2 separate regions of the Mus musculus genome follow, and region 1 is linked to region 2. The links are chromatin loops, found by intact Hi-C in ENCODE. Cell type or tissue: heart. All regions are shown on one strand. Links, peaks and the distances in the headings refer to the core of each region. The heading gives the core; the rest is flanking DNA.

What was found. Peaks named below come from ENCODE experiments on the same cell type or tissue, not always from the same donor. Only the 100,000 strongest peaks of a DNase experiment are listed, where the experiment ranks them.
Region 1: it touches region 2 in a loop (4-fold over the local background); 8 of 42 quality-filtered maps call a loop at or near these places.

What each region holds. Positions count from the first base shown.
Region 1 is chr2:39,000,160-39,016,293 of GRCm38, reverse strand. Rpl35 (ribosomal protein L35) reads left to right here and starts at 11,163. Exons shown (of 4, transcript NM_025592.3): 1 at 11,163-11,210; 2 at 11,426-11,562; 3 at 12,106-12,187; 4 at 14,529-14,713. The coding sequence starts at 11,208. The coding sequence ends at 14,678. Arpc5l (actin related protein 2/3 complex, subunit 5-like) reads right to left here and starts at 8,155. Exons shown (of 4, transcript NM_028809.1): 1 at 7,950-8,155; 2 at 3,107-3,179; 3 at 2,395-2,571; 4 at 422-1,236. The coding sequence starts at 8,098. The coding sequence ends at 1,174. It overlaps Wdr38 (WD repeat domain 38), which reads right to left. Exons shown (of 9, transcript NM_029687.3): 4 at 16,019-16,116; 5 at 15,758-15,838; 6 at 15,546-15,677; 7 at 15,313-15,462; 8 at 15,085-15,132; 9 at 14,710-15,000. The coding sequence ends at 14,920. It overlaps Golga1 (golgi autoantigen, golgin subfamily a, 1), which reads left to right. Exons shown (of 23, transcript NM_029793.2): 23 at 1-138. In heart, for the core only: CTCF peaks have their summits at 7,985 and 8,186; DNase peaks (open chromatin) are centred at 4,883, 7,103, 8,233 and 11,133; H3K4me3 peaks cover 4,775 bases; H3K27ac peaks cover 3,224 bases.
Region 2 is chr2:39,056,809-39,072,942 of GRCm38, reverse strand. It overlaps Golga1 (golgi autoantigen, golgin subfamily a, 1), which reads left to right and starts at 7,402. Exons shown (of 23, transcript NM_029793.2): 1 at 7,402-7,562; 2 at 8,220-8,268; 3 at 9,439-9,701. The coding sequence starts at 9,567. Scai (suppressor of cancer cell invasion) reads left to right here. Exons shown (of 18, transcript NM_178778.3): 18 at 1-6,729. In heart, for the core only: no CTCF peak of the experiment used is centred there; a DNase peak (open chromatin) is centred at 7,312; H3K4me3 peaks cover 2,299 bases; H3K27ac peaks cover 1,611 bases.

The sequences.
Region 1 (16,134 bases), core at 3,837-11,836, 57 kb after region 2:
AAGTGCTGAGATTAAAGGTATGTGCCACCATCACTCAGCTTTGTACTAAGTATCATATTTCTAGGACTACAGATTTTTTTGTCTTTCAAAAGAAAGCAAGTTCCTCAGATTAAAGGTGAATAAATATGTGATTTAATGATCCATGGGCTAATCTTACCTCTCAAGCATCAGCGGTTCTACAGAGGATCTAGGAAGGGCAGGGCCAGTGGTGTTTTGGCCACAGAGCTGCAGGAATATGACTGGGGGCCTCTGCCACCATTTAAGCTGCAATTATGTACTCAGGAGCACTTGCTTATGACTAAGAGCTGACTGCTATTACTGGGGTTTAAAACAGACCCTACATTAGGAGACAGTGACCAGAACTTGCCCAAGACTACACCTGTAATCACACAAATGGATGACTTTTGAAGCCTCAATCATTAAAGGTTTGGCACTTTATTAAATAAGCTCCAAAATTACATACAAATCAAAAGAGTAAGAAAAATAAACACTCAGCAAAAGGTCTCTCGGTAGCATCCAGCACCTCTGTAGTTGAAATATGGCACAGCTGTGTCGTCGCCCTGCTTGCTTTCCCCCTCCCCCAGGGATGGCAGGACAGGGACACCTGTACTCCTTCTACATCAGCTTTCCAAACCCAACTATCATCATTCATTACTAACCCTTTCTTTTCCCACTTAACATACAGAGAACACACCGCGATGAATAGACTAATAAGCCAAGAGCTTTATTGATGCAGCAGGCACTTTACAATGAACCCAAGAGAGCCTGTCTTCTCTGAGAAGACAGGATGTCTGTACAAACTCTCAGGTTTTTCCGCTTCAGAACCCAAGCTCTCCTTTTCACCACAGCCTGTGGATCTGCACCTGCCCAAACAGTCCCTCCCCATTTCAAACAGACAGTGCTCACAGGTACACCTGACATAATCTGGCCAGTCAGCCTGATAGTCAAGTGTTGGTTCTGTGTTAACTCTGTAGACAAAGGCAGACATTCTGATCCTGCAAAGAATTTAGGAATCAATAAGACAATTTCTCCCTCCACCTCAAAAGTAAAATACATTCCAGAAGATGTGTCCTGAAGTATTTAGTTGGGAGTTCTAGGAAGATGGTCCATTGTCAGTCCCTTCTTCACCAGCCTGGGCATCCAAAATTCTTCTCAAGGTAACAGGATTTTTTTTTAAACAGTCTTTCTTGCTGTAAGAACTCTTATAATGGAGCCTAGTCCTCCTACAGCTAAGGCCTGTGGAGACAGGAAAAGGAAACATGTCAAATGGTACCTGACTGGCCAGCGGGGAGCTTTACTCACCTAGAGATGAGGACACATATTCCCAGACCTCAATCCCACTATGTCACAGGCTTGCTGAAAGAGATCAAGTTCTAGAGAGAGCCCTGTCCTAGAGTCAAGGTTCCCAAAAGCTTCCAGCTCTTGAAGTAATAGAACTAGCTTGGGACCACTGTCCCCAAGCATACAACAAAAGCCTGAGTTTCCTTGTAACTGACCTACCAGTAAAAGCAGCATTCTTAAAAGTCAATACTGTCAAGGGATATAATTCATTCAGTATATGATCACTTGCCTAATCCATGCCAGAGCCCTGGTTCTGTCTCTACCATAGGGAAAAATCTCAGGCTAGAGATGTACCAGTTGGTGGGAATGCATTTAAGCCCAGGATTCCACCCCCAGCACCATGTAAAACTCATGCCTGCAATCTCTGCACTAAGATCAAAAGTTCAAGGCCATCCACAGTTTAAAAAAACAAATTTGAGGCCAACCTGAGCTACATGAGACTCTTACAAATCTCATGCTGAACCATTGGCAAGAACTGTGTTCATCACAGTCTGGAACACATAAGTGGGGGGTATATTTGCTAAAGTGTTACAGTGCTGGGGTGTACAGTTGACAGAGGCAGGACAAAAGTTTGACACATGCCTTGGTCCTCTCTCCTTCAAGAAAAGAACAACAACAACAAAAAACCTTTTTTGATTGGCGTGAATGAGTCCAATTTCTGCCAACTGCTCCTTCTGGCAGTGAGACTGAGCCTACATTTTTAAAGATGTCTTCAACTCCTTTTCAGCAGCTCTCTTCCACAAGCAAAAGAAACATATTGAGGCCCCAACTAAGCCCTTCTTACCTCACCATGCCACCTGCCCCTGTCCTATATCAAGGGTAGTTTTCCTGCCTAGCCTAAAAATCCACAGGTAGAAAGCAAAAATAATATGACTGCAAGTATTTGAAGATCCTCACTAGATGCTTTCAGGGTAAGGAGAATGTTCAATGTCAAAGTTTGGGCCTGCCATTCCCAAATACCCATCAGACCATCCTACATCTGTTCTGAGTCTGGCCTCCCATTGTGAACCCTGGGGGAACTGCAAGCTACAGTGCAGCAATGCAGTCACGTACCTTTTCATGCCACTGGAGTAGCACTGCACTGCTATTTTCTGTAGGCTTCTCAAACCCTTTATAAATGTACTTCATTAGCAAATCAATGCCATTTCTGTCCAGTGACTGCACAGCCTGCTCAATTTCGCTGCTCTTAAAGTTTGTGAGTACTTTCAGGACTACACCCTGGGCTCGTTCCTATAAAAGAAGGAAAAAGTAAGTGAGGCCAGGAGCTGCAATCCTAACACTACTGAAGAAACCAATAGACAAAACATGCCAGAAACACCAACCCTTTCTAATTCATCCCCGATAGAGCTACATAGGTGAGCTAAACTTCTTTGGCTTTAATTAAATTTCACTAATTTTTACAAATAAGTGACTCCACTTACTGTGGAGAGAACAAGTAGTTTATTATAGGTAATATGACTTTTTTTTGGTGTCAGGGTTTGAACCCAGGATCATACATATGCAAGCTCTCCCACTGGGCTCAGCCCAGCCTCAAGCATCACTACTTCTGATACATCAGCAAGGCCTTAGACTTTACAGATGACAAGGTTATCAAGCAACCCACTGCACCACTATCTGAGGACTGCCAGATGATTTCGGTGAAAAGCAATGCCATGTAGCAGCACACTCCCAGTGATGCAGAGTTACTGTCCAGGCCCCGGGGAGTTCAAACTGCTGCTAAGGACACAAAGTCCTGATCCTGACAGCTGTAGCACAACCTCTTTACCTTCACAGCTTGATTCTTGGTGTTGATTGGTGAGTTCCGCAAAGCTGCATGGAACGCCCGAAGCATGTCCCCTGTGCATCAAAGCCAGTTAAGGATGGCTAGGCTCAAGCATGCCCATGCTTTCATTAATGACCTCCCTTCATACACAGCTCCAGAGTAGTTAAAGGGATCTTATCCATACCACGCACTGCCTCCCGCTGGCCTCTTGCAACCAGGCACAGGCTGCTACAGCCTTGACCTTTCCTGAGCCACAGGAAGGAGTAGAGGGCAGTGCCCTCTGCCAACCTGCAAGCTCTTCCTGAAGTATCTTCCTGAAGCTTCCTCCTCAAAAAACGGCCCTCTTTTGTGTTAGAATCTAATAGAGCCTGAAAGGAAGAGTATTAGCTCCAGACTCCCAATACCAAGTTCTCAGCACAAAAGAAATTTCTTTGACTCAGAGGGCAGAGAATAAGAGACAAACATGGGAGAGAGAAGATGAGGGAGAAGAGGAAAGAAGCAAGGGAAAGGGGGCAAAGGTATTTGTTCCAGAGAACAAGGACAAAGGACTGCCTCTGGATAGAGACAACAGATGGGGTACATAGGAAAATGGTGCTTTATAAAGGTAAAATAGGCCAGGCAGTGATGGTGCACGCTCTTAATCCCAGCACTCTGGAGGCAGAGGCAAGTGGACTGTTGAGTTTGAGGCCAGTCTGGTCTATATTGAGTTCCAAGGCAGCCAAGATTATACAAAGAAACCCGCCAAAAATAAAAGTAAAGGTACAAATGAAAACCCATGTTAGAATGTGGTGTTTCATTTTAACTGAGCATGTTAATTACATGAGCCAAAGGGGGCTTTTGATTACTGAATTTCAATACTTTGATGGCTGGGCCTGGGTAGGAGTAGGAATAAGCCAAATAAATCCAAATAGACTTTAGGGGCTGGCTTCAGGAATGCAGTCTGGTTAACACGGTCCACCAAAACCATGCCTGCCGTGTTCGAGCTGGCCAGAGTCCCTTCAGAGCCTACTTGCACATGCTCAGTGCTAGGCACTGTCTGCTTTACAGGATCTTCATGGGAAATCATGCACAAATGGACTGCAAGGAGTTCTCACCCTCTCTCATTCTAAAAGGGAATAGAAACACACACATCTTAATAGTTTTGTTTTTCAAAGCAGGGCTTCCCTGTATACCCCAGTCTGTCCTGGAACTGTAGGTCTGTAGACCTTGAACTCAGACATCCACCTGCATCTGCCTCCTGAGTGCTGAGATTAAAAACAGTCAATGCTACCACCACCAGGCTAGACATAACGCATCTTCACTCTGTGCCTCTTATCAAACAGCTAAAGCAATCAAGTATGTCAAATATACCTCTCAGGCTAGGCCTAGTAGTTCATTCCTTTAAATCTCAGCACTTAGGCAGATTCAAGGCCAGCCAGAGCTACATAGTTAAAACATGTCTCAAGGGGGATGTCTGAGATAGGGGGTTGTCTGTCTTCCAAATCAGCAAGGTCTCACTTTGGCCCACAAAATGAGCCATTTGCTCCCTTTCCCCACAAGCCTTAGATAGAATCCTAATTTCACATTCACTGCTGAGTTCTGAATACCCAGCACACTGAAGAAAATTACAATCTAGGTTATGTCCCCAAAGGTTACACCTATTTTAAACTGAATTACATCAGCCAACTTTCATTTCCTCATGTGAAACACTGGCTTAAGCCAAAAAGCTTCAAAAATAGAACAAGGAATGACTCTGCCCAATCAGGTCTTTACTTTTGACCATGCAGCAATGCCCATGTGTGAACAGCTAGCCTCTGGTGCAAACCTGAAGTCCCAACTTCCCTAGTGAGTACCATCTTGAAAAGCTATTCTGTACCACCAGGCAAGTCACTTCCTTACCATGTTGGAATGGACCTACCTTACAGAGTGGACAGGTGCCCCACCCTTTATCTTTAGTTTTCTTTTTCTTTTTCCTCAGACAAACAAGAACTAGTCCTGATACAGCCACTGATAACCCTCCACCCCATAACTTTTCTAATTCAGTATCCCCAGGCAATAAGCAGGGTCCCATAAAAGCTTAACAGTACACATGAACTAACAATCATTTCATTCACAAAAGAGATGAGAGGGAAAGGCAGAAATGATGTAACTAGTCCACAAGGATGAGAACGTTAGGCTTAGCACTGCAGCCTGTCAAGCAGCCACTGACAACCAAAGGCTCACAAATGCTGGGTACAAGAGGAAGCAGAGAGGCACCTCTGCAATCATGTTTACTAACTAGCCTCCATACCCAGATAGTGTCCAATAGCTTCAGACAACAGGCTGAAGAACCCACCAGACCATTCTCAGCCATGGCCATTTTAAACCAGATGATTCTTTGATGTATGCTGCAGGATATTTAGCAACCTCCCTGGCCTTTACCCTAAAGTTTCCAGTAACATCCTAAAACTATCAAAATGTCACCAAACACTGCCAAATTTCCTTGAGGAGGGGTGAAAAAAACTACCAAATCACTCAAAACCACTGCTCTACCTACAGTCCTACTTGAAGGACCAGAAGCTGTTTCACTGAGAAAGAAAATGAACTACAATGGTACTTTAAAACCGCTGGAGTGGAGGGAAAAAAAAATCCTCCCTGGGGGTTTTGGATCCAGGACCAGATACAGTCACATCTCACCTTATTCTACAAACCCTCTAGGACAAGAGCCTGACTTCTGCCATAGAGATAATGAAACTGAGACAGAAGGGAAATTACTTGCCCAAGGTCACAAAGCTACAATTCAGAGCTGCCTTTCAAATCCAAGCCCTCTCTACAATCCCCTGCCCCTCCTACAACCCGGGCCCAAGTTTTGGAGTACACCTGCTGTGTGTTTAGTGGTACACCTGTTGAGGTGGTAAGACCAACATAGTTGTCTCTATCATTTAAGAATGCTGAGGTTCGGGCTGGTGAGATGGCTCAGTGGGTTAGAGCACCCGACTGCTCTTCCGAAGGTCCAGAGTTCAAATCCCAGCAACCACATGGTGGTTCACGACCATCTATAATGAGATCTGATGCCCTCTTCTAGTGTGTCTGATGACAGCTACAGTGTACTATATAATAAATAAATAAATCTTTTAAAAAAAAAAAAAAAAAAAAAAAAGAATGCTGAGGTTGAGAGAGTGTATGACCAGCAGAAGGTTAAAGCAGGTTAGACAGTGCCTGTGTGGATGCACAGCAGCTTTCTATTTCCACACTCTGCTCTTCCACAAACAATTCCCAGCACAGGCCTGAGACCACCACCACCTAATGTCCCCCTAAACCTCTTCACTATTCTCTCCTAAGACTCACATGAGGGTCTATAGACTGAATGCAATGATTAGCACCTGATAGGGACTCAATTACTACTTCCATCCTTCTCCCTACCTGGGCCTGACATCTGCTAGGGTTTCACTCTCCTCTGCTAGCCTCCCTTCTCCCAATCCCGAGAGGTACACTCTCCATAGTAACAAGGCTTCTGACACTGCCATGAGTGTAGAAGCAATCTCTTCTATAAGCTAAGCCAATGCCTCTAAGCTGCCTAAGAAAGAAAGAAAGAGAGAGAGAGAAGAAAAAACAGCCAGGGACTTCAGCAAGGCCCAGCAACAACACCAAAGCAGAAGCTGACAGATCCCAGTCTCTTCATCAATATAATTAGGATTCTGGCCCAAATGCATCGTTCTGGAGCCTTGTCAACAGTACCTGCACATAAACCAGTCAGTACCCTGCACCATTCTAAAAACCAATCTTCCCTCTAGGGGCCTTCTCATGACCCAATTTAACCATCAGAATGGTGCAGGAAATAAGTTTGAAATCTCCACATTTCAAAAACATATTCTTGTTCAGTCTAAAAGGGTTGTTTTCAAGATATATTAGAGGAGCACTATAGGACTCCTCCCAAAAGCGGTACACCTGACTTCCCAGGCTGAGTCAACTGATTAAACAGCCAGAACCTGATTTATATACAGCAAGAGCCTCCAACCCTACCCTGGCAAGTGCGGGGGAGGGGTACACACTTCCTGTCAAGCTATTTGAATAAAGAAAAAAAAAATCTTCCTGTGAGAATAAATCAGTTTCCTGTGGTGCTCAAACTGCTAAGAGACCAAGCCAGCTGTGACAATCACCTCTATTTTTACTCTTCTGTTCTAAATGCTTGTTTTCTGTGGCCACCAGCAGTCATTTTCAGTCGTGGGGAGCCACTTTTACATTTGACACTGTATGGTGTTTTTGAGCTCTGAATCACTAGCTTTTTCCACGCTTTCTGCACAAGGCGGTTAATGGCAGAGTCGCATTACTTGTTGAATGTACTTGGTCCATAAAGGCGCAAAACCCAACGTGCTGAGGAAAGTGGCGACAGGTGAGAAAAGGTAGCAGGCCATATCACACCTGAGGGCTGGACCTTAAAGCACACCTCCCCCACCTCCGCCCTCTAGTCAGTCTTCCTCCAACCATCCACCCACCTATTTTCACGCCGGGCTACAATCGGGCCCAAGAAAGCCAGTTAGACAAGCGCAGTAGGGCAGTGGCCCTGGCTGCTCAATGAATCCAAGGTGGTTCACCTCGGTCCCTCCTGAGGGCAGCACCTGGGAATGACCCCGCTTACTATAAGGAGGGATAAAGGGATACCAAGGCCGATGCACGGACACCCAGAAGGATGCGGAGCGCAGCAGAGCAGAGGGAGAGGAGCTCCAGGGCTGCGCTGCTGAGAAAGGCGTAAGGCCAACCACAGACCGGGAGAACCTGGGACTGACAGGAGCCGGGAGGGGCTGGGGTTGGGCGGAGGACCGGGAGACTGGGGCTGGGGTGATCAGGGTGCGAAGGCCGAGCCGGGCCGCCGCGCCGGGAAGGATATTGCCGCAGGAGCCCGTCTACCTCGCAGGGGTCGGGGCCTGGCTCGCCCGCCGCCGCCGCTGCCTCTTCGTGCTCGTCTACGAATTTGTTCTCGTCAAATTCGTCGATATCCACGCGGCGGAAGCGTGAGGACAGTGTGTTCCGGGCCATGGCGGGAGCGCGGCGGCCACTCAGCCGCCTAGGCTTCGCTCTTTCCCGGCTCCCCTCCGCACCGGCTCCGCTTGGGGGCGGGAAGCGGCCGCCAGGCACCGCCTCCCCTCCTCCGCGCGCAGCCGCCGTCGCCCGCCCACTTCCGGGATGCGCCGGAACCGGAAGCTCTTGTGGGCGGAACTGCGCCGTGGGATCGTGGAATGCTGATGAAGTGGTGTCAGGCGTTGCAGCCGTAACTCTGTCCTCTCCGAAGCCGGGCTGCTGGTATAGCCAGCGCTTCTGTCCGCTCCGGAGGAAGAAATCTTAGAGCTAAGGGATGGCAGGGAGTGACGCGCAGTGCCGGAGTCTCTTAAGCACTGACCCACAAGAGGACCCACTTTGTTAAAAGTAAACGGCTTTAAAGGCGTTGATGTGTAACCCAGGGGCTGGCAGGACGCTTGATAACATCCTTTCTTGAGGATGTAACGACTCCTGCGGGCGTTCCGAAAATTAAAGAGGATTCTGTGGCCACCTGTACTCCTGACTGAAGAGGCATATTTTAGGAGGCGAAAGCTGCAGAATCCCCAGGATTCTTTCTATTTCAGACGTAGGCTAAAATGAATCTTTTCTTGTAACTATATGAAAACTATTTAATAAAAAATATTAAAAAAAAAGAAAACTATTACATTTTAACCTAGTAGAACTCGAGCAAAAAAAATTAGGTGAGACATGGTTTTGCTCCTGCTACACATAGCGAGTAATGTGGCACATGCCTTATTCCAGCCCTTAGGAAGCAGTGGCAGGGGGTTCTTGTGAGTTCTAGATAGTTTTGACTACATAGTTCTAGATCAGCCAAGACTACAGAGTGAAACCCTGTCGGGAAATTTAAAAAAGAAAAAAAGTGCTATTCTTGGAGACCTGGGTTCAGTTCCCAGCATCCACATAGCAGCTCACAGTGCTCTGCGACTCCACCTCCAGGGAGATCCAGTCACCTCTGCCGGCACAGCACATACATGGTACATGTAAAATTTAAAAATGTAAGGGCTGTCTTAATTACATCAGGGATGGCAAAGTACAGTGCCTGTAAGTTTTTTGTCTTCAAAGATGGGGAATGTAATTGGGAATTCAAAAATATTGTGAATCCTGGGTTTAATCCTAGCACTACAAAAAATGTCCAGAAATATGATGTATATTTGTAACTCTAGTAGAATCCTGGTCATCTTTAGACTTCCATTTAAAACTAATCCACACTCGGTTCATTTCTCCTTATCCCATTTACAAAAGGCTTATTCATTCTATCCAACCAGTATCCCCATCCTGGGCCTGAAAAGCATTAAACCCTCAGAGACCTTCAAGACTGGCTCTGGAAACAGGCACACAAACACATGGCTTAACTCAGCTTGGTACTTAAGAGCACTTAGGATACAAGGGTACGCTGCTACACTTGGGATGGGAGGTGACTAAAAAATGTTCATTACAGTACCTTTTTTGTTTTTTTGGTTTTTGGTTTTTTGTTTTGTTTTGTTTTGTTTTGTTTTCTCGAGACAGGGTTTCTCTGTATAGCCCTGGCTGTCCTGGAACTCTGTAGACCAGGCTGGCCTCGAACTCCGCCTGCCTCTGCCTCGCGAGTGCTAGGATTAAAGGCGTGCGCCACCACGCCCAGCTTTCATTACAGTACCTTGAGTACCTCTTCTATCAGCATCAAGTCATGAACAATTGAGAAACTGCTGGAAAAATGGGCAGCTGCTGAATGGAGCTTGGCAAAGAAAGGGCTCCAATTGGTCAGTTTGGTCAACTCATCACACAAACCCAACATCGTCTGCTTTGTTCTGATCTAGATGCTAGCGGTCTGTCTGGGACTGTAGGCAAAGGGTCATGTGCACTTTAACCATGTTATAATTTCCCCAATCTTTACATATCAGGTCTTGGCTGGGAGCTTTGCAGGTTTTCAGTTTAGTTCCTCTAATCCTCAAAGATACACTAACCGGAGACGCGAAGGGACTTGCCAAGATATAAACTGGTACTAGCAATAAAGCAAGACTCTGTTTCGGAGCTTTTATTTATTCTTGTATCAGTGCCGGGAATGCACACAGCTTTGTGCATGCCAGGGAAACACTACCACGGAACTAAGCTACCAGCACGATTTGGAATCTCTCTGGAGACGGTTTCATTAATATATCTTGGTGTAATAAAGAAGGCTTGAACTCCGGATCCTCCTTTTCCACTGCCTGGGCGCTGTGACACCGTGCCCAGACCTAAAGCAATAATCAGAAATCCCACAAAAGTCTGGGGATGAGATTTGTACTACTACATACCATCTCCGCAAATTCTTGCTGGATGACTTTATTGTTACCCTTGCCAGGTGGTGGCGCACTTTGGATACCAAACTTGGGTACAAAACAAGTCCAGGAGATAGGTAGGTAGGTAGGTAGATAGATAGATAGATAGATAGATAGATAGATAGATAGATAGATAGATAGATAGATAGATAGATAGATATGGAGGCCTTGTATTTAAAAAAGAAAAGAAGAAAAAAAGGATAGCGAGATGGTTAGGTCGAACCTGACCACTTGCGTTCGACGTTCGAGCGCCGAACAGTGGAAGAAGAGAACTCCCACAGGTTGTTCTCCAACCTCCATGCTCGCTGGCTCTCTCACATACACTTGCGAGGCATTGTGGCACTTGTACTGTCAGCATTAGGAAGCGATTTAGAATAAGACCTTGTCTCAAACTTTTAAAGAAAACCCTCACACCTCATGCCCTCCGCACCCTGACACCACCCGCGGCTAGCTCAGCCCCGCACAGACCAGAGAACTTCAAGCTTCCGAATAAAACCGAGGGAACAGAAGAACTGCAGCCTTCTCTGCGCTGCCTCCAGCCAGCCCGGTGTTGCTCATCGCGAGACTCAGTTTCCCCAGCTGGGTCGCTTAGAGACCAGCCAACCTTAGGAAGGCAGGACTTCCGGGAAGCGGAGGGCACCACGGCCGCGGCTGCGCAGGGGCGGAGCGGGCCTCCCAAACCGCGACGCTATTGGCCGTGCCCGGCGCCACCCGGCAGTAGTTGAGGAAGTCGGCCCCGCCCTTTCCTCTTTCTCTCGAACCAGGCTGCTTCAGCCGTGAACAACGCCGAAATGGTGAGGCTGCGGGAATCGGGTGCCATCGGTCGCCGGGGACACGTGGGGACAGTGGCGCGGGGCGCGGGGCGGACGGGGGGAACTCAGAGAGCAGCGGGGGCCGGCTCAGGCTGCCCGCCCTCGCTTACGCCGCGGCCTCTGGCGCACCGTCCCTCCTGGGTCGGCCGGGGACGAAGCGGGAGCTCCGTGACCCATAGAGTCGCTCCTCATTGCAGGCCAAGATTAAGGCTCGGGACCTGCGCGGCAAGAAGAAGGAGGAGCTGTTGAAACAACTGGACGATCTGAAGGTGGAATTGTCCCAGCTTCGGGTCGCCAAAGTGACAGGCGGCGCCGCGTCCAAGCTCTCCAAGATGTAAGTGGGCCTTGAGGTCCCAGCTGGGTGCTTCCCCTTCCCTGCCTTGGCCCCTTGAGCCATTTCCCCTCGACTGTCCTTGGCCAACTACTGTGGTGAGAGAATAGGGCATTCCTTGAAGGGCCATGGTGGTGCCGCCTCACATGGGTTGTAGTACGGCTGGAAGCAAGTGGTGACGACAAGGGAGGGAAACTTGAAAAGAGACGCTGAGCCCATGTGTTCCAGTCACGAGTTGATCTCTTATCACCATGACTAAAATCAGCTGTTCGTGGCCTCTGCCTGGCTTCAATGTCCTCTCTTCACACCTGTTCTCTTTTCTCCAATTTGTGATTCCTTACACTGAACTAGGTAACTTGAAGGCATGGTCTCAGTCTCTGGCCTTTGGGATAAGTTCTTGGGCCAAATCTGCATTAAGTGTCCACGTCTATCTGTTGACAAACCTGTCCTTATCTCTAGATTTCCCTCCTGGGTGGCAGAAATGAGGGCCTTGTGTTGGAGGGGTTAATGTGCCTACCTGATCTTCACTGCCATCTATTTTTATAGACGAGTCGTTCGCAAGTCTATCGCCCGAGTCCTCACTGTTATTAACCAGACTCAAAAAGAAAACCTCAGGAAATTCTACAAGGTGAGCACTGGCCAGGAACTGTTGTGGAAAGGGTATAGGGTACAAGGGACTGGAGGACTGGGCCTCAGTAAGCTCCCATTATGTGGCTGAGTTTGCCCAGTTACCAGCTTCCCGAACTGACAGGAGTTCTTGGTGTCAAAGGGTCAGATGTGGCTGGTCAGGGTGGCGCAAGCCTTTAATCTCAGCACTCAGAAAACCAAACCCAAAAAAAAAGTCGGATGTGAGGGTGGACTGGACACTAGCTTTGAACTCAGCTGTGTGGTAGTTGTTGGGTTAGATTGCTTTGTTAGAAGATGGAACTGGAACCCTAGCCTGAGGCAAAGCTAGCTGTTCAGGGTGTCTGTCTCACAGCCAAGCACCTGCTGTTGCAAGGCTTGGAAAGGTTGCGTTGCCCAAGGACACCCACAGTTGCTAAACAGCGACCCCCAAAAGCTTCTCTTTGGAGCCATATCATGAGGACATTAAGGGTATTGCTGGGATAGTTACAAGATGTTTGTTATGTTAGTGTTGTCAGGCAGTGGTGGCACACGCCTTTAATCCCAGCACTTGGAAGGCAGAGGCAGGAGGATTTCTGAGTTCGAGGACAGCCAGGGCTACACAGAGAAACCCTGACCGGGGGTTGGGGGGAAACGTTCATGCTTTCAAACTCACATGCTGTGCTAGGAATTTACTTCCTTTGACCATGGCTGGTCTCCGGAAGAATTGGGGTAGGGGGAAGCTGTGTCATTTTATAGTTGAGGCCATCAGGTGGAGTCTTTTACTCAGTGTTGGGTCTGGCTCATCACAAAGTATGACTTCACTGCCCACAAGGGACTTTTTTTTTTTTTTTTTTTAACTTAGGCGGGTCTGAAGTTCGGTTTCTGAGATGCTGGGGCCCAGACACCCATCACTCAGCCTGCTGAGTGGTGTAGGACGCTTACCTCACCCCTGCGCAGTGGCGTTTGAAACTGTTTGTGCTTCACTGCTAATGCTGACATGTGTGGCCTTTCAGCTCATGTGGCTGGAGGTGGAGGCTCTTTATTTAGGTGGTGCTTGGGATTAAGCCATGAGGCAAGTGAGTGACCCTGCCCTGAACTACCTCCAGTCCACAAGGAGCCGGGGTAGGAGTTCTGGGGGGTTGCTTTCTTTTAGACCAGGGTAGCCTAGAACTCCCAGAGGCCCTCTGCCTCTAACTGGCCGGCTCGCAACAGTTGGGATTGCAGGCATCCTGGTGTGTGAACTCTTAAGTGTTGAGCTTTGTAGTCTGTCCACTCTGTTGTAGAATGAACAGTAGATGGGTGTGTTTGGTGACTGCTCAATGGGCAGAGCTCTAAGTGGGTGAATGAACTTGACATGGCTGAAGGCCTATCTGATGTGGCTCCATGTCCCCGCCCATCCACCCACCTTATCCTACAGCCCTTCCTAGGGTCCTGCAGAAGTGTGGTGCGTGAGGATTGAACCTGTTGTGCCTACCCCTCTGCAGGCAGAAGGAGGTCCTCATAGGAACCCCAAACCCCAATTACACTGTTGGGTTTTTGTTGTTGTTGGTTTTTTGGGGGGTTTTGTTTGTTTGTTTGTTTGTTTGTTTTTTGAGACAGGGTTTCTCTGTGTAGCCCTGGCTGTCCTGGAACTCACTTTGTAGACCAGGCTGTCCTCGAACTCAGAAATCCCCCTGCCTCTGCCTTCTCCCAAGTGCTGGGATTAAAGGCGTGCGCCACCACTGCCCAGCCCAATTACACATTTTTAAAGGCTTTGCATGCCCTGCTTTTCAGCAGGCTGCTGGGAGCTTGCTTTGAAGCCTGTTGCCTCTTAAAATTCTTGATGGGGCTGCTTCTCACCATGTAGGGGTCTGACCCACAGGATCTGGTCCCTGAGGGTGGGTACTAAGGGACTGTTTTATTTTGGAACCCTTGGGAAGGGCTAGGACACAGAGGAAGATGAGAGCTCCCTTAACAGCTCAGGGTCTTACTTGTGTCTGGGTGACTTTGACCAAGCCCTGGCCCATGTTGCCTAGAGCATTATGAGCCATGCCTGGTGGGTCAGCCGTTTCATTGTAACCACCACAGGGCCTGATCTGTGTGAAGTGCCCTTTCAGTTGTGCTAGGACTTTGTACTTACTCGCTGGTGGGTGGTGCATAGGAAAACTGAAGTTCAGCCCCTCTGGCTCTTGTAGTCTTGAAATTAGGGGGTTGGCTATGCAAATATTAGGCCTGCCAACCTCTGCTAACCTTATTTGACGGCCCCCAGCTGAAAGGCTCTGAATGTCCTACCATTTGCTCAGAGAAGTCCCATGTTCTCATTTGCTTCAGCATCTTCCCAGGAGCCCCTGGTGCTCAGACTCACCCTGTCATTTCTGTCCCAGGGCAAGAAATACAAGCCCCTAGACCTGCGACCCAAGAAGACTAGAGCCATGCGCCGCCGGCTCACCAAGCACGAGGAGAAGCTGAAGACCAAGAAGCAGCAGCGGAAGGAGCGGCTGTATCCTCTGCGCAAGTATGCAGTCAAGGCCTGAGATGACAACGACAATAAAGTGCGAGACTGACTGGCTTTCTGCTTCATGTTTTACATTGGCCGCCTGGGGCTGGTTGGGCGAGGTGGGGGGCCAGGTGACCACTTGCCTACAGCAGATAACAGCCTTGTTATGGAGTAGGATAGGGTAGTCCCTGCTGCAGAGATCTGGTGGCTGCTTTCTTAGTTACCTTAGGCCTGTGCGTAAGCTACATGGGAGAGGTTCTCGACTTTGAGCAGACTTGTCATCTTGTCACAGCAGCCCCTGACACTAAGAGTTTGCCATCTGGGGTGAAAATGCAGGCATGGGCCACATCCAGCATGCCCTGTCAGTGACACAGCGGCAGTCAGGGTTAGTGATTCCTGTTAGTCCTGGACACCCTGTCTTTGTACTGGCCATAGTGTCTTACCTTTAGGGTCTCAAGGCATTTCCCTGTGAGGCAGTCCCAGACTTTGACCTAGAAGTAAAAACAGGCAATAGAGTTGGGAGGTATCAGTGGTCTCAGACCCAGATATGTCTGCGGACAAGGTCACTAGAGATCAGTATCTGGGTCTTGTCCTTGCCTGTGTTATTCATGGGCATTTCTGGTATGGCTGGAACCTCTGGAAAGGTGAGGCGGAGGTTTATCTGGGCTTACCGTACGAGAGTAACCAGCACTGGCTAACTTCAGTTCATCAGGAGAAAAGGCTAGACTATTCACCCAAATGGTATGGCCCTTGAGCTGAAGAGGCAGGTTGTTGGTTGTAGGCTTCCAGACACAGATGGTCTTGTCCCAAGAGCCAGATGCCTAAAGAGACATTCCTGAGCTCAGTGACCCCCAAAGGCAAACGGGCTGGCCTTGGTCTTGGAGCCCCAGTCAGCCTAGCTTACCAAGAGACCAGATGCTGAGTAACACAAACAACTGATGTTGCCAGTGTGGCCCTCCAGATTGTGGTAGGACACAACTGGGGTGGATGCCCGCAAGTCCCATATGTGCACAGTCGAGTCCCAGGAACCAGTGGCCTGTGGGTAGTAAGGAGTATGAAACCGCCCTTGCCACTCAGATGGCCACTGATGCAGGGTGTGGTGGGAGTAAAGCTCACCAGAGAATCCGAGGTTGGAGAGAAGTCACTGCTCTGGATGGAATCACAATGCCCAACCAAGAGGTGCACCCTGCGGCCAGACTGTAGAGAGAGTCTGAGCTGCAGGGGTGGAGGGGCCTGGTTGCTCCCAAACTTCCCAGGCATTGCCCTTCCTGCTGTGGCTTTAGCTGGAACCTGCATCTGATTGGGTGTGGGGAGAGAGTAGGGGAGGCACTAAGAGCAAAGGGTGTATCTGGTCCCCTCTGAACACCTGCATCATACCTGCACTTCCCAGACAATCGCTCTCTTGTCCCAACCACCTGATGCCAGCTGCTTGGAGTCCGGGCTGAAGCTGACAGTTTCCACACTCCTCTGGTGACCTACAGACACCAGCCCAA
Region 2 (16,134 bases), core at 3,372-11,371:
AACATGGGTTCTTAAACTAATAGAAATACAGTTCCTAACTCGTGGTTAAAGATATAAAATGGACCAAAGCTGTGGTTGTAGCTTCTTGGTAGAGCATTTAGCTAGTATTCAGAAATCCTGTGTTTGGTCTTCATCACTAGGGGAAAAAAATATATTTTTAAGAAAGAAAACAATAGAACCAATTTTGAGCTGGGTATGGTGGTGCATGCCTTTAATCCCAGTGCATAAGAGGCTAAGGCAGGAAGGTTGCAAGGTCAGAGCTAATCTAGATTATATAGCAAAAGTCCACCTCAAAAACAATTGTTAAGAGATCTGAAATCTTTTGAAAGCAAAACTGGAGTAGGGAATTTGAAACTTTAAAAAAAAAATCTTTGCCTTAAAAAATAAAAACAAACATACGTCACACATACCACATTATTTTTTTAATGGCATTGAAATGTAAGCAGAGGAGACTTAAAAATCTTTGCCTTGAGGATTAAGATCGGGCTTAGTATTAGAACCTTGCCTAGCATGCGTATATCCCTGGTTTCCATCCCTGGTACTTAGAGGTATAGCAAGAGCATCAGGAGTTCAAGGCCATCCTTAGCTATACAGAGTAAGCTCTAGACCAGCCTGCACTACAGTATGAGACCCTTTTGCAAAAATAGATTTGCCTATTTTAAGCTCCATTTAATCTTAGAATTTTTAAAAACTTAAATAGTAAGACTAAAAAAAGCAAAGCCAAGGGAGCAACATTTTTGTACTCAAATTGCACAAATTTCTCTGTAGATTCTGATAAAGTTTCTGGTGTCTTAAGAATCACTATAAACAAACTAGGAAGAATCAGACTGTAAGAGACTGGTTATGCACAAAGCAAAGTGAAGCACAACAGGATTTTCTTTCTGTATCCATGTATTTCTGATACTAAACCTTCCCTGTCTTATAGGAAGCAAGCTGAGATGTCAGAAGCTACTGGTTATTTGGTGATAGACATAACAAACACGAGCTCATCTCAGCCCAGTTGCTTAAACTTCTTTCTGTAATAAACAGGAGGGAAATTTTTAGAGCTGTATAATCTTAACATAAAAATTAGGATTTTGTTCTGTTTTGGAAATTCAAACCAGTCAAGATAAGGCTCAGTCATAGAGTGCTTGCCTAGCATCTGCAAGGCTCTGTGGTTAAATCCCAGTATAATGAATATTCTCGCCAGTGAATCAGCCACCACTAGCATTTTTTATTAATTATAAAATCAGATTTTTTTTCTTTGATTTTAGGCAGTATATATTCTTTGTAAGTATATCCCTCCTAGGAAGCGGTGCTCTCAAAAACTTTCAAAGCACAGAATTTATTGTGCCCTTTATACTTTTTAACAAAGTTAAAATGTTTCACAGTTTGGGAATTGAAGTGTAATTTGTTATTTGAGGTTTTCCTGACTCGAGGTCTGGGTTTAGAGTTTGGTTTTGTTTCTTCTCCTCCATCATGTAATAGAATTCCCTTAAATAGGTAATGATACTGAATTTCATTAGTGTCAAGGAAGAAGTCCAGCTCAGACTTCCGAATCAGACACAGGTCCTTCTGAAGCATTCTTCTCCAAGTTCAGTCTCTGTCTATGTCTGAGGTGGGGTTTCAACCTAGTTGAAAAGTCTCACTTATCCGTGGAGACTTATAATCACCTCAATAACAAGAGAATGTTCTGGACTGGAGATGCATTAAGGTGCCAATGTCTGCATACTTGGCCACTGCCAGAATCATCCGTCCACTCGGTGTGAGTGGAAGGCTTAATATGAATATGAATTTGAATGCCTTGAGTCTCCTGGAGATTTGGGAGTATTTTCTGTTCTCATGTTTATTTGGAGAAGTTTAAGAGTGTTTAGGTTGAAGGCTCTTTTTAGAACTTATTTATTTGAAATTCTTATTTTAATGGCATGTGTATATTTTTGTGATGCTATATGAAATCTCTGTAAACTTTTTGTATATATGTGTACATATTTTTAAATATCTTGGTATGCAGTGATGCAGTGTGTGCATATTATATACCTATACCCATTGTGGGCTGATTTATTTTAGTTCTGTGAGGACATCAGAGTGGCATTGTTCATGCTACTATAATTAGGTTGTGGCTGGATATCCTTCACAAGCCTCAATTTTAAGGGGCTTGTGCTGAGATAAAATGGGCTCCTTTGGAGTTGAAATTAAGATATGAAGATACTAAGAGTAGGCTGCATATTCTCAGCTTTAAAGTCATCTACAAACTTCCATTTAAATTGATATATTTGCTAGAAACCTGAAAAACTATGATTGTGAATCTGAGACACCAGCAGTGTCTTACTTAATCTATTAGTTCTTTATTTTTCTTAGCCCATATTTGAGTGTTAGTACTGAGTAGGACTTTGAGGGCTATTGAAAAAAATTACTTTGCTCTCACTTGAAAATAGAAAATGTCTTTTAAGTTGAAATAGCCATGTTTATCATTATAATATCTGATGCTAAATTTTAATTTCTGAGTTTTTTTCCATCAGTCTGCTCATTCTATAAGTGTCTCTGTGAGGCAGAAGGGACATTAGCAAAAAAAGGCCAAACCTCAGTGGGCTGGATAGAGGGGAACTGGGTTGTTGATGTGTGTGTGTCTACAGCAGCTGTCTGGCTAAGTAAACTTTTCTTGCTGGCATTGCATATCAAAGATAAGTCCATTCATCTGAAAAATGCTTCCAGCAAATTCAGAGCCTTTACTTTTATTGCTGAGTTCCCTGGGAATACTTTTACTGTACAATTTAACCATACATTCACACACAAAGTAGATTTCTTAATATGAAGTGCCTAAGAGGCTATAAAATCCTAGGCTTCTAGCTGAGCACAATGTGTGGGGCAGGGAGGGTATCTATAATCCCAGTTCTTAGGAGGGGGAGTTAGAAGTTTGAGGCCAGCTTCTGGTGCATAGTAAGTTTCAGATTAGCATGGGCCACAGGAAACCCTGGCTCAAAAATCCTAATAGACTTGGGATGATAATGTTGGAGACAGTAAAATTACAGAAAATATGTACGGTGCCAATTTGTCTGGGTTTTGCAGCATATCAATATTTTTAGTTCATGTGCTTATTTGCATGAATGAATGTAAGGGATATTTAGACACTTGGATAACTTTACTATAAAGAATAAAGTTATTTCTGCATTGTAAAATAACTCCAGGGCAACTTTCTACTGTATTCTTCCAAAGACCAAATCTCTCTTATTACTTTTTCCAAAGAGAAAAATCAGTTTGAGTCAATTTTACCACTTCTAAAATTATTGCATTTGCCCCTACCCCATTGTTAATAAAACATCCAGCTATTCATAACACTTTTCAATTATACTCTTAAGGTTATCTTTTTCCTGAAATAAATTAAGGTACATTAATGTGATTTTTTTTTTCCTGAGAAATCCTATCAAAAAATGTTCACAGACTCTAATGTTGTTTTAACAACCAAACTTTTTTGAAGAAGGCAGATCATATATTATGTTTAAAATTCATAAAACTGGGGCTGGAGAGAGGTCTGGGCAGTTAATAAGAACCTCTTTGTGTTTTGCTTATCTGAGACAGGATCTCTTTATGTAGCCCTGGCTGTCCTGGAGCTTCCTATATAGAACAGGCTGAACTCACAGAGATCCTCCTACCTCCACTTTCTGAGTCATGGACCACCCACCACGCCTAGGTTTAATTCCTAGCACACACACAGCTGCTCACAACCTTCAGTTCCAGAGCATCTGATACATTCTTCTGGCCTCTGTGGGCACTACATGCATGTGCACTGCCTGCATGTGAGGCATAGGCATATAATACACCTATGTGTTTATTTTCTTTTAAAAAAAAAAAAAAACCTAGTAGGGCAAAGTTGCTACTGTGCCTGTAACTTCTCCCCAAACAGTAACAAAGCTGGTAACTTTGCAGTTCAGCAAAATATGAATTGCTGGGACAACCACGCCTTTCCCCCACATTCTCCTGAATGCTTATGCACACATAGTCAACTCCTAGTCTTTCCTCAACACTGGATACTACATGAGTTAATAAAAGTAAGATGATTCATCTTCCTCAAACTAGGCCTTCCATCCTCACTGAGTTCTGAGCACAAGAATGTAATTTTCAACATGCATTATATTAAATGGAGAATAATTTATGTGACGATGGAATCAATCACCTACTTACAGGAAAGGAATAACATAGAAGAATATACAATTAGGTAAGGATAAATGCATTAAGTATAACTAATTTGGTACCATACAAGTATTTTCTTTGGAATTTTGTATGTTTTCTTAAGTGAAAATCAAGAGTTTCATTTTTACACAATACTGTTATTCATAACTATAACATCATTTCATAATTTTAAAATATTTTTCTTTTTGTGCTTTTCAAATTTAAGTTTGCAGACTACTCAAAGCAGTGGTTTTGAGGGTGTTTTGTTGTTGTTGTTGTTTGTTTTGTTTTGTTTATAATATTGGCAGTAGATTCCGTTTTAAAAACAGTTTAAAGTATATTACATCGCATTTGACAGATTTGCTTACAGGCTCAGTCTGGATTTGGTCACAAAACAATCTACAAATTGCAAATATTTTTCCTTTTAAGTGGACAATTCTAGTCTGTCACCTAAGACAATCACCTTTTTATATGTAGTATTTGTGGCAATATCACTAATTTCAAATTTTACTTTTTTCAGATCCTAGATTTAACTTTCTAAATTTTCATTCTTATGAAATGAAAATTAATGAACTGAGTTACATCACTTTCAAATTGAAGAGAGGAGTTATGGTTAGTTTTTTTTTTATAAGTTTGAAGTGAAAGGTAACTAAATTTTTATACTTTTGTATATATCACTGTTTTTCCCCCTTGTTTAAAACTGTCATGAATGTCCATTTTTCCCTGGTTCAAAAGTTGATTTATAAACATTAGTTTGAACTATGAATTTTTCATAGCATGAAAATTCCAAGCATGAAACTAGCATTAGTAACCATTATAAAATGTCAAATGATGTTATCCCTTTCCCTGGTAAACATTTCCAAACCACAGAGAAAGGCCACTGATTTTTTTTCCCCTAAATTAAAAGATACAGTGGTGTATTTTAAAGTCTTTATGGGAAAAAAAACTACTTATAAGTTCTGTTACCGTTTCCTAAGGAATGGGTTTGTTTTTTAAGAGTTATTATATCGTTAAATTACATTGTGTTGTTCAACACAGTAATTTAGAACTTGATTTATGTGGCCATTTGTAGTTGCATAGAAATACTCTTTTTACCGCATAGACTATAATCGCTAGTTTTCCAAACTTTTTTTTTATAAGCCTTGCTCTTCAGCTCGAGTCCTGTATGTTGTAGGATTCTTAAAATTGAGGCAGGAAGGTCTTACAGAGTAGGAAATGCTTATAGAGATTACAAGAGAAGGAATTTCCCCAAAAAAGTTACCCTCATTTTGTAGCACCAATATAAGTAGTAGTTGCATTTGTCACTGAATCAGATGAAGTAGTTAGAAGTCATATATTTTTACTTTGCTGTAAAGATTAGTATAACTAATTTAAGAGAACTTTGTTATTTTCTGAGCAGTTTCCATTTTAAGACTTAGTGTCAATTAGCTTTATTCAAAGTATCACTAAAAGTTAATTAAATCAAGGGTTTTGGGTGGTTTTTTTTTTAAAAAGTTCTGTTGATCTTCTTTTACCCTGAAACTAATGGTGAATCTGTTGTCTACACTATGTTAGGCAGAAATGCACTTGTTGAAATAGCAGAAACTATACTTGACTTTCTAATAGTGTGAAACACTTTTTTTTTAAATGTGCTTGTCTGTAACTGAAATGTTATAGAATTGTAACCCTGTAGGGATTATAGAGTTATATTTATTAGCTCTCAACAGATTGAAGCACAACAGTTCTCATGTAACAATCCTTATTCAAGTGCTCTCTGTCGTACAAATAAAGCTGATTGCCTATCTAGTTGTTCACACATCACTATTATCCTGTATGAGACAGTCTTGTTCATTTGTATTAAAATTTGGGTATTGTGAGTTAATACTTTCAAATAAACCTGTCAGTCAGCTCTGATATGCAGTAGATTGTTTAGATTCACAAATTTTATGTGTTACTGGTCAATTTTGAAGAGACTTTACCACAGTGACTAAGGGGAAAATTCTATTGTATCATTTGACTTGAACATTTGTAAAAGTCTTGTCTGTGGTGTTTCTAAATTGCTTAAACCATACATTCTCTTAAGGATTTTAATTTGCTTTTGTTCTTTTCCAACAGTCATTTTCTGGTTTTGTCTGTTACAGTAAACATTTTATAGACCTTAGGAATTGTCAAGTTCTTGAACATTTATTTTCTTGAGTTGATCACTTAACTCTTGTGTATGTGATTTGTCATAAACAATTAGAGCCTTTCACTTCTTCACTACATGAATTTCAGAGTAAACACTGTGATTCTACAGAGCAGATTCCATAGGCGTTCCAATATTCTTAACTGTTACACAGTGCCTGTCACTTTGAGGGCACATAAATACTAGGATGGAAAATAAAACGTTGTTTTGATGTTTGTTAAATAACAAGATTACAGAATATCTGTGGGGTTTTTTTTGTTTTTTGTGGTCAGTGTAATAAAGAATTTTGCATTGATAAATATTCTCTAGGAATGTGTATACATTCATCTAGTGTGAACTCTTGTAAATGAATTTTGTATCTTGAATCACGTATATATTAAGTGTATCATCAATATAAAAATAAACATTATTTGCTTAAAGTTTTGTGTATTTCTTTAGTATTGACAGTTGTTTCCTTGTTTGGGGTAAATCTTAGGCGCTTTAGCTGTCTTGAGTTACAGATTAACGCGTATAACTATTTTGTAGATTGAGATTACTGTTTATAAAGTATTTGTTTTCTCCCTAACTGGTTGCTACAACTGGGACAAGAGGAAACTGGAATAGATGGAATCAACAAAACAGGCTGGGGTTGCTTCTAGGGCAGGACTGAAGTTGCTATAATGTACAATGCGTAGCTTGAAACTTGAGAAATACGAAAATCTTACTTGGGCAGAACTAGGATAAAAGGTTCTAGAAACTTCTTTCAGTTGTATGAAACATGATCGACAGCAACTCGGATTGAGAGGTGCCCGGTGTCGTTTTTTTGAGCATAGACTTTCCTGTAGCCCCAAAGCTGGCCCTGGGGTACCGCACGCCACGGGGCTCCTCCCTCTTCAGAAGGGAAGGTGCCGATCCAGGGCGGCCAGATTGCGGTGCCTCTCGCTGACGTGTCAGTGGCCGGCCAACACAGGTAGAGGTGCCCGCGCCCGGTAGCCGTTTCAGCCCAACGGCACAAGCACCCCCGCTTGCGCGCCGCTGAATCGCACACGGGCGCATGCGCGCGCTGAGAACCAAGCCGACGCGCTGCCACTTCCGGCGCGCGGCAAACGTGCGGTTCCGGGTCGGTGCTCGGCTCGTCGGCCTGAGGTGGGGGCCAAGCGCCCTCGAGAGTCCGCGGAGGCGTGGCTGCTCCCACACAGCAAGTGCACTACTGGAGTCCCTGGACGCAAGTAGGCCTCCCTCTCTCCCATGGCCTCCGGCGCTCTACCGCGAGGTGGGGACACAATGGACCCCAACCCAGGGCTGGGGACGGTGCCAGGGGACTCGGGGCGAAGGCTGCCCCCTTGGCCTGGGGGTCTGGAGCTGCCCTGCGCGACCTAAGCCAAGCCGCCACTCTTTTCAGGGGCGCAGTCTCCCTACTGTCAAACAGAGGTTGAGCCCCTCCCTTGGTTGACAGCCCTAGTAGGGCTGCGCCTCCAGAGCGAGCCAGAGGGAGTGGGATCCAAAACGCGGTGACCTGCACCTCTGAACCGTAACCATCTGTCAGAACTTTGCTGTCGTTCTAGCAACTTAGTGCGAGTAAGGGCTCAGGGACCAGACCACAAGCCTGACCAGCTGTGAGAATCGGCTGAAAACTAAATATTGTCACTGGGAAGCCGGCAACTAATTCGAGATGTTTTGCTCAGAACTCCTAGGGAGACATGAGTGTTGGCACCAGTGCTAGAAGAAATTCTTTCTGCTTAAAGGTGGAAATTCTTAGGCTGCCCACTGGGACTGAGGAGCGTCTCACTGACAGTAGTACAATAGTGGCCAGGTGTATTTGCCCACTTATTCAGCCCTGCCCCCCCCCCCTTCTTTTGTCCCTCTCCCGCTGAACGTTTTCATCCGGCACTTGAAATATCCAACCTATTTTATCTTTGTTTTTACACAGGGCAGTGACTTTGACCTCCATACTCTTTTAAATATAGTAGATAAGACAGGTGAGTACAGTGGTTTACAGATATTGGGGGTAAAGTTTTGAAGGATTTCATAGGCTTAATGGCTAACCTGAAGTGGTAAGGCGTCATCTGTCATCTTACAACAGAGTGTATCCTGCACAGACGTGAAAAGATAAGGTTGAAACAGAACAGTAGGAGTTTGCTTTATTTTGTTTTGTTTTGGTTTTTGTTTGGTTTTTTGTTGTTGTTGTTGTTGTTGTTGTTGTTGTTTTGGTTTTTCGAGACAGGGTTTCTCTGTGTAGCCCTGGCTGCTGTCTTCGAACTCTCTCTGTAAACCAGGCTGGCCTCGAACTCAGAAATCCGCCTGCCTCTGCCTCCCAAGGGCTGGGATTAAAGTCGTGAGCCACCACCACCCGGCCTGTTTTGTTTTTGAGACAAGATCTCACTATGCAGCCTTCCCTGGCTGACCTGGGGCTGTGTAGACTAGACTTGCCTTGAACTCACAGAGATCCTTTTGCCTCTGCACCACCATACCTGGCCCAGTAATGTTTTATATACCATTGAAGGAAAGAAATTTTGAATCTCATGTTAACTATCATATGGGAAGAAATTGTGGCTAGATGTAATATTATCAAGCACAAAGAAAATTAGACATTTCCACATGGGTGAGAAAAGTTAAAGAGCATCTGATAACTATAGTTAGTCTGGGTTCTTGGTCACTTTTTTCTATGTTGTAACTTTTCCCTCCTAGGAGGAAGCACCTGATTAAAAACCAGAGATTGAGTTGCATATTTTGTATCTTTTGACTTAAGGAAAAAAAAACACTAAATTCTTATTAAATATATTATTAGAAGAAAGATTTGAAACATTAAGTCATAATTACATGTTGTTGACCTGGAAATTTTTACATGTGCCATTGCTAAAACAAAAGGTTGAGGTTGATGAGTCAGCTCTGTGTCCAGACACTAGCCCTATATACTTAGCCATACAGTCCTGGCAGGTTATTCTGCCTCCTTCAGACCAGATGCCCTTATTCATACATGTAAGTGAAGCACCTGAGTGTTTCTAAATGTTTAATAATTATGTTCGTGTGTGTGTGTGTGTGTGTGTGTGTGTGTGTGTGTGTGTGTGTGTGCTTATTATGAAACCACTTTTGAAGCCTGAATCTGACAGCTATTTAACTTGGAGCTATCTCTTTCTTCTGATTTATAGATCTTGTGTTGCCAAAATTCTTTGGCCCACATTTAAGTGGGATGCAGCTAGCCTGGAGGTGTGAATGAATTTCATTCACTGAGAAGTCTAGGGGTTAGTTAACCCTGAAAGATATCCACACAGCAAAAATGTTTGCAAAACTAAAGAAGAAAATTGCAGAAGAGACTGCTGTTGCTCAGAGACCAGGCGGCACAACAAGGATCCCACGCTCTGTGAGCAAGGAGTCTGTGGCCTCCATGGGAGCTGACTCTGGAGATGATTTTGTAAGTGTCTTCTCGTTCTTTGAATGTTTGATAGAGTCAGTATATGTTTCCTAAGTACCCCTACAAGAAATCTTTCCAGTAAAAGTTTTTAGATTCTTTTGTGCTTTTTCTAGTTTATAGATGTAGAAAACTCTGCATCTCTCATCTTTCATTATTTTTTTTTTTTTACTCTGTGTAGCTCTGGCTGTCCTGGAACTCACTCTGTAGACCAGGTTGGCCTCGAACTCAGAAATCCACCTGCCTCTGCCTCCCAAGTGCTGAGATTGAAGGCATGCACCACCACTGCCCTGCTCATCTTTCATTCTTACTAGCCTTTGCTTTGTTATTTTTTATCCATTTTTCCCCTTATGTACTTTGTTTTTCCGTTTATATAACTTGTACATTTACATAGACTGATCCTCACTCCCTATCTCTGATCTAATTTTCTATTAAAATTTACATCTTGCCCTGTGCAATGATACATAACTTTAATCCCAGCACTTGAGAGGCAAAAGCAGATGGATCTTCTTGAGTTTGAGGCCAGCCTCATCTACAAAGCTAGTTCTACACAGAAAAATCCTGTCCCCACCCCCCCCAAAAAGCAAAAAATAAATAAATGAATAATGAATGAATGTATTATGTACATCTTGTTTTCTCCATAGGCACATAAATTTTAAGTCACTGTCTGTGAATTGTGGTCTTGAATTAGCCAGAGTGCAGTTTATTGGGAAAGTTGATGGAAAATTATCACTATGGATTCAGTATCCTATTTTGTTCATAAAGTGTGTGTGTGTGTGTGTGTTTGGTAGGATTTCACAGTATGCTGCTTTTATCAGAAAAGAGAATAGCTTGAGGATTATACTAACTTAAATGATTCTTTAAGGAATTTTAGTGCTTGACATATTCATATATATAAATATATATAACATAAAAGCAGGTTTATTCTCCAGGTCTGCGAGGAGAGAAAGCATGTAAAGAGCAATGTATATGTAAAGTGTAAGTCATGAAGCAAATCTAGTGCCCGTGTAAGAAGTAGAACGTTAATAATGCTGTTAACGCCACTTAGGTGCTACTTCCAAATTCCCCAACTGTGCCAGAAAGGCGGTAACCTAAACTTTGTGTTTATCATTTTCTTGCTTTATAAAATATTTAAACATTTATGTTTGAGCTCATAATTTATTATTTCTTTAACTCAACATTTTCCCAGAGTGCATCTTTGTTCCCTGAAGGGATGACTCACTTATTTTTACCTTTACTAAAATGTCACCATTTGAAAAGTCCGTGTTTTATCCTCCTTCTTCAGTGATTGACATTTGAACTGTTTCCATGGTCAGCTGAGTCTTCTCTTTTCTTCCTCTACCTGAATCCAGGTCGTATTACATGGTAAAAGCTATTAGGTTATTAGAGTGGAGCAATAAAATGACAAGATAAAGATTATCGTTGGCTCCTATAACAAACAGAACACGGGAATGGCTATTTGATCACCTCACTGAAGAATTTAGTTTTAATGCTGAGTTCTCAGCAGAAGGATCTGCTTTCCCTTCATGTTGATGATAAATGAAGTCTGTCATCTACAGTCTGTTCCAGCATAGAGACTGACTTGAATTTAGGGACTACGTGGCTTTGAGACTTTCCCAGTAACCTATTTGAATTTAAGTAATTATATAGTCTGATCCTCACTCCCTAGCTCTGATCGCTTATATCCAACAGTATATTTCTCTAAACAGACATCTTTCCTGTGTCATCTCTCATTCAAAGTGAGCAAATTGGACTCCTTAACTACAACTTTAAACGTGAAGTTTCATCTGCCCAAGTCCTTGAACAGAAGCCATAAAGGCTTTTTAGAACCCTCCTCCTTTTGTCTTTTTAGTGCATAATCAGTCAACAGCTATTTTGGATTCCATTTCCCAAATGTCTCTAAAACTCCCCTCTCTACTCCATCTATAAGACTGTTTACCTTTTACCCAAGATGCCTTTTTTCCTGGATAAAAGTCACCAATCTGGATGCCCTGTCTCAAGTAGCTGTTCCTCAATATAATCTTTAAAGTAAATCTATTCATGTCTCTTAATGCTTAAAACTCTGTAACTTTTTCCTCATTTCCAGCAACTCATTATTGTGGTATATAAACTGATGGTATTGTCATAGCTTACCTATCCAACTTGATCTTAATCAACTTTCTTACACCCTATACTAGATCCATATTTAATTTACTGAACTTTCTGAAACAAACAAAGTGCTTCCTGCCAAGAATTGTTTGCCTATTTTGTTTACTCTCTCTAGAATGTGTTGCTCTCTTTAATTCTGTGTTCTTGTGACAGATTCTTGGCTATCCTTTGGAGATTTTCCTCTCATGTTACTTCTAGAAAGCCCCTTGGGCCCTGGCCCTTTCCTTCTGAGTGTGGTGCATATTTTCTCTTTCCTCAGTAGTAGTGCCTGCTACTCTGAATTACTAGTGCTGACTCACTTGACAATTATTCCAACAAAACTAGGAGTTCTATGAAAGGCAATAAGGTGAAGCACTTAACTCACACAGGTCAGTTATGAAACCAAGACCTGGGCTTTATTTTCTTTTTCTCTTGAAACATGGTCTCACTTTGTAGGCCTGGTTGACCTCAGTCTCAAAGAGATCTCCTTGCCTCTGCTTCCTGAGGACTGGGATTAAAGACAGGTAACACCTCACCAAGCTAAATTTCATTCTTGCTGCATTATTACTGTGTGATAGTGGACAGATTCCTTCACTTTTCTTTGTTTAGTTCCCTTATCCGTGAAGCAGGAATATAAACTGGATCTATCTTTATTAAAGTATATGTCAGGGATCTCTCAAACCATCCCCTAGGCTGGGTGATATGCCAGGACTACTCAGTGTATATTTTCACTGACTGCCATCATCAGGGGAAAGATGGGAAAATTGCAACCCCTACAGATTATACTCTGTTCCCGAAGAACTGAGCTGTGACAATACTTGGAAAGTGTCTGCTGAGAGATGCTGTACACATGTGATGCACAGACATGCATGTAGGCAAAACACCCATACATCTAGGAAATATGCATTTCCTATAGAAATCCTATCGGGCCCAGTTCTTAGTAAGTGTTTCATAATCAGCCTCTGTTGTTGCTACTGCTGTTTTAGGAAAGCCTGTTTCACCACCGTTCCTAATGTTTAGCACAGTGCTATAGCCTAGGATCTCTTATTCACAGTAATAAAGCAACTTGTTCTGTTTGTGTCTCCCATGGCTCACCACCACTGTGGGCATTAGGAAGTAGAACCTTTGCGAGAGGAGTAAGTCAGGAGCCCTGGGTATTTAGGATTAGTGCCCTTATAAAAAGCTGCAGACATTGCCCCTCCATTTCTACCATGCAGGGTGCAACAAAAAGGTGCCCATCCATGAACTAAAAAGTAAGCCCTTACCAAACACTAAACTTTCCCTAGGTCCTGATCTTAGTGATCTCAAACTGCAGAACTAAGAAGTCCATTTCTGTCATCTCTAAGCTACCAATGTCCTCTGTTATAGAAGTGTAAACAGAGAAGACAACTAGGAGAAGATGGTGTGTAATAGGAGCAAATGTGTGGCAGCTTCTGCTCTGAGGACTGACAAATGCTGCTTTATGTACTCCTCATACAGCTCTGCAAGGTCAATACAAGTCACTGTCACAGTTCACCATAAGGGAAACAGTGTCCAGGGCATTTGGGTAATCAGACCAGGTTCTTACAGCTAAGAAGTGGTGAAGCTGAGACTTGAGCGCAGGTGCTATAACTCCACAGACTACTTTTTACCTGTCCTTGACACTGACCCTGAGAGGGGTAAGGCTCACTGGAAGAGCACTTCACTAATATATGTGAGGCCCTAGATTCAGTCCCCAGTACAGAATCTTTTTTTTTTTTAAAGATTTCTTTATTATTATATCTAAGTACATTGGAGCTGTCTTCAGACACCTAGAAGAGGGCATCAGATCTCATCATGGATGGTTGTGAGCCACCATGTGGTTGCTGGGATTTGAACTCAGGACCTTCAGAAGAGCAGTCAGTGCTCTTAACCGCTGAGCCATCTCTCCAGCCCCAGAATCTTTTTATAAGCACTAGGTGTCTAGGTTTACTCAGTACTAGACAAAAAAAGAAAAACTGGCTCCCAGTAAAGATTGAATGGCAAGTAACAGTTAAATAAATGTTTAAAATGGGTTGGAAATTGTTCATCCACCTATAAAACCATCATGGAGATAAACTGTAAAAACAGTATGAAAGATGAGGTATTATTAGTATGATTTTGAGTTTTGTTTGTTGTGGTAACAGAATTCTGCCTAAGTAGAAAAATACCATTCTTAGGAATGTATATTTGAGTTCAGAATGAAAGCTCCTGATGTCTATTATTTGAACCTCATCAAAATAAGAATTTAAGAAGCAAATATGAGAAAAACATTTGAGGGGCAAATGTAAAATGATTGCTAGGCCACTCTCTATACTTCTTTAATGTAGTTTTGAAAACTTTTATAGTAAAACCAAAGACTCAGGTGTCATCAGGGTGACACATACCTATACTCTTAGCATTTAGGAGGATAAGGAAGGAAGATCTTCAGTTCAAGGCCAGAGTGGGCCATATAGGAAAACACTGTCTAAATTTTCTTTTAGTATTTTAAATTTTGTTTACCTTCCCCCACATGTGTGTGTGTGTTGTGCATTAAATATACACATACACACACACACACACACATATATACAGGTATACTTACCTGTGTAAGCATATGTGGAGGCTAGAGGTCAACTTTGGGAATCTTCCTCTGTTGATCTCTACCTTTTATTTTATTTTATTTTGTCTTGTGTGTTTGTGTGTGCTTGTGGGTGCCTAGGTGCACACACAGGCAAAGGCGAACAGGAAACTGGCTATCTTCCTCTTGCTCCCTGACTTCTTTTAGAATGGGTCTCTCACTCAAAAAGAAATTCCTTTGAGCAATGCAGGTTGGCTAAGGAGTAATCCACTTGTCCTCCCCTAACATTGGGGATCAGGTGCATGCAGACATGTTTGGTATTTTTTCTAGGTGCTTAGAAATTCAACACCAGTCCTCATGCTTGTCTAGCAAGCACTCTTACCCACTGAGCCTGGAGCTCACCATTTTGTTATGGTATCTGCCTGTCTTCTCCCTCCCACACAGTGCAGAGGTTACAGGAATGTACCACCATGCCTGGCAGATCCAAACTTACATCTTTCTACAGCAGGTACTTTTTCCACTGAACCATCTCCCCAGCCCCTTTTTCAAAAAATATTTTGTAAGTAGCTGACAAAGTAGCAATCTTCCTTATGGCATTTCCCTACGTGCTTAGTTTTGTTTTACTCATCCCACCCCACCCTTCTTTCTTTCATCAGACGTCGTCGTCATAGTCGTAGTCGTAGTAGTGACAAGATAGGAATCTGAATATTCAAACTGGAGAGATGGCTTATTGGGTAAAGGCACTTGCTACAAGCCTCATTACTTAAGTTTGATCTCTGAGACCTATATGATAGATGAGAACCAACTCCTGAAAATGTCCTCTGACCTCTACACAAATGTACATACATACACATAAATAAATAAATGCCAGGGCTGGAGAGATGGCTCAGCGGTTAAGAGCACTGACTGCTCTTCCAAAGGTCCTGAGTTCAAATCCCAGCAACCACATGGTGGCTCACAACCATCTGTAATGAGATCTGATACCCTCTTCTGGTGTGTCTGAAGACAGCTACAGTATACTTACATATAATAAATAAATAAACCTTTAATAAATAAATAAATGCCAAAAATTTGAGGAAAAGGGGGTTAGAATATCAGCTAGGCATGATGACTTATGCCTGTAATATCGAAATTCAGGAAGTAATACAACCAAGTTCAAGTCCAGCCTGAACTACAGAATGAGACTTTGTCTCAAAACCAGAAAGAAACCTCTCCCCTTAAAGTAAACTATGTCTTAGCAGTAACAGATGATATCCAGAGTAATAGTAGTACACATAGACTTTTAAGTTTTGAGGTTTTTTGTATAACCCAGGCTATCCTCTAACTCAAAGAGATACACCACCTCTGCTTCCTGACCTGGGTGTTAAGGCCAGTGTCATCATGCCTGGTTTTCCATAAGTATTTTGTTTCTTTGCTTGCTTGTTTGTTTGCTTGCTTGCTTGTTTGTTTTGAGACAGAGTCTGACTGTCCTGGCTGTCCTAGAACAGCCTATGTAGACCAGGCTAGCCTTAAACTCAAAGATTCACCATCCTCTGCCTCCCAGTGCTAGAATTAAAGGTGTTTACCACCACACACAACTTTCCACAAGTTTTAAAATAATTGATTGTTGGGGAGGAAAGTAGATGCCTATTCATATATTGAACTATTGAATGCATGTTTTCTGTGAAAGTCTGATGTGTTTTGGAGATTTGGATTAATAACCTTTTGTTTTATAAAAGGGGATACTGAAGCTTTATCAATACAGGACAAAGT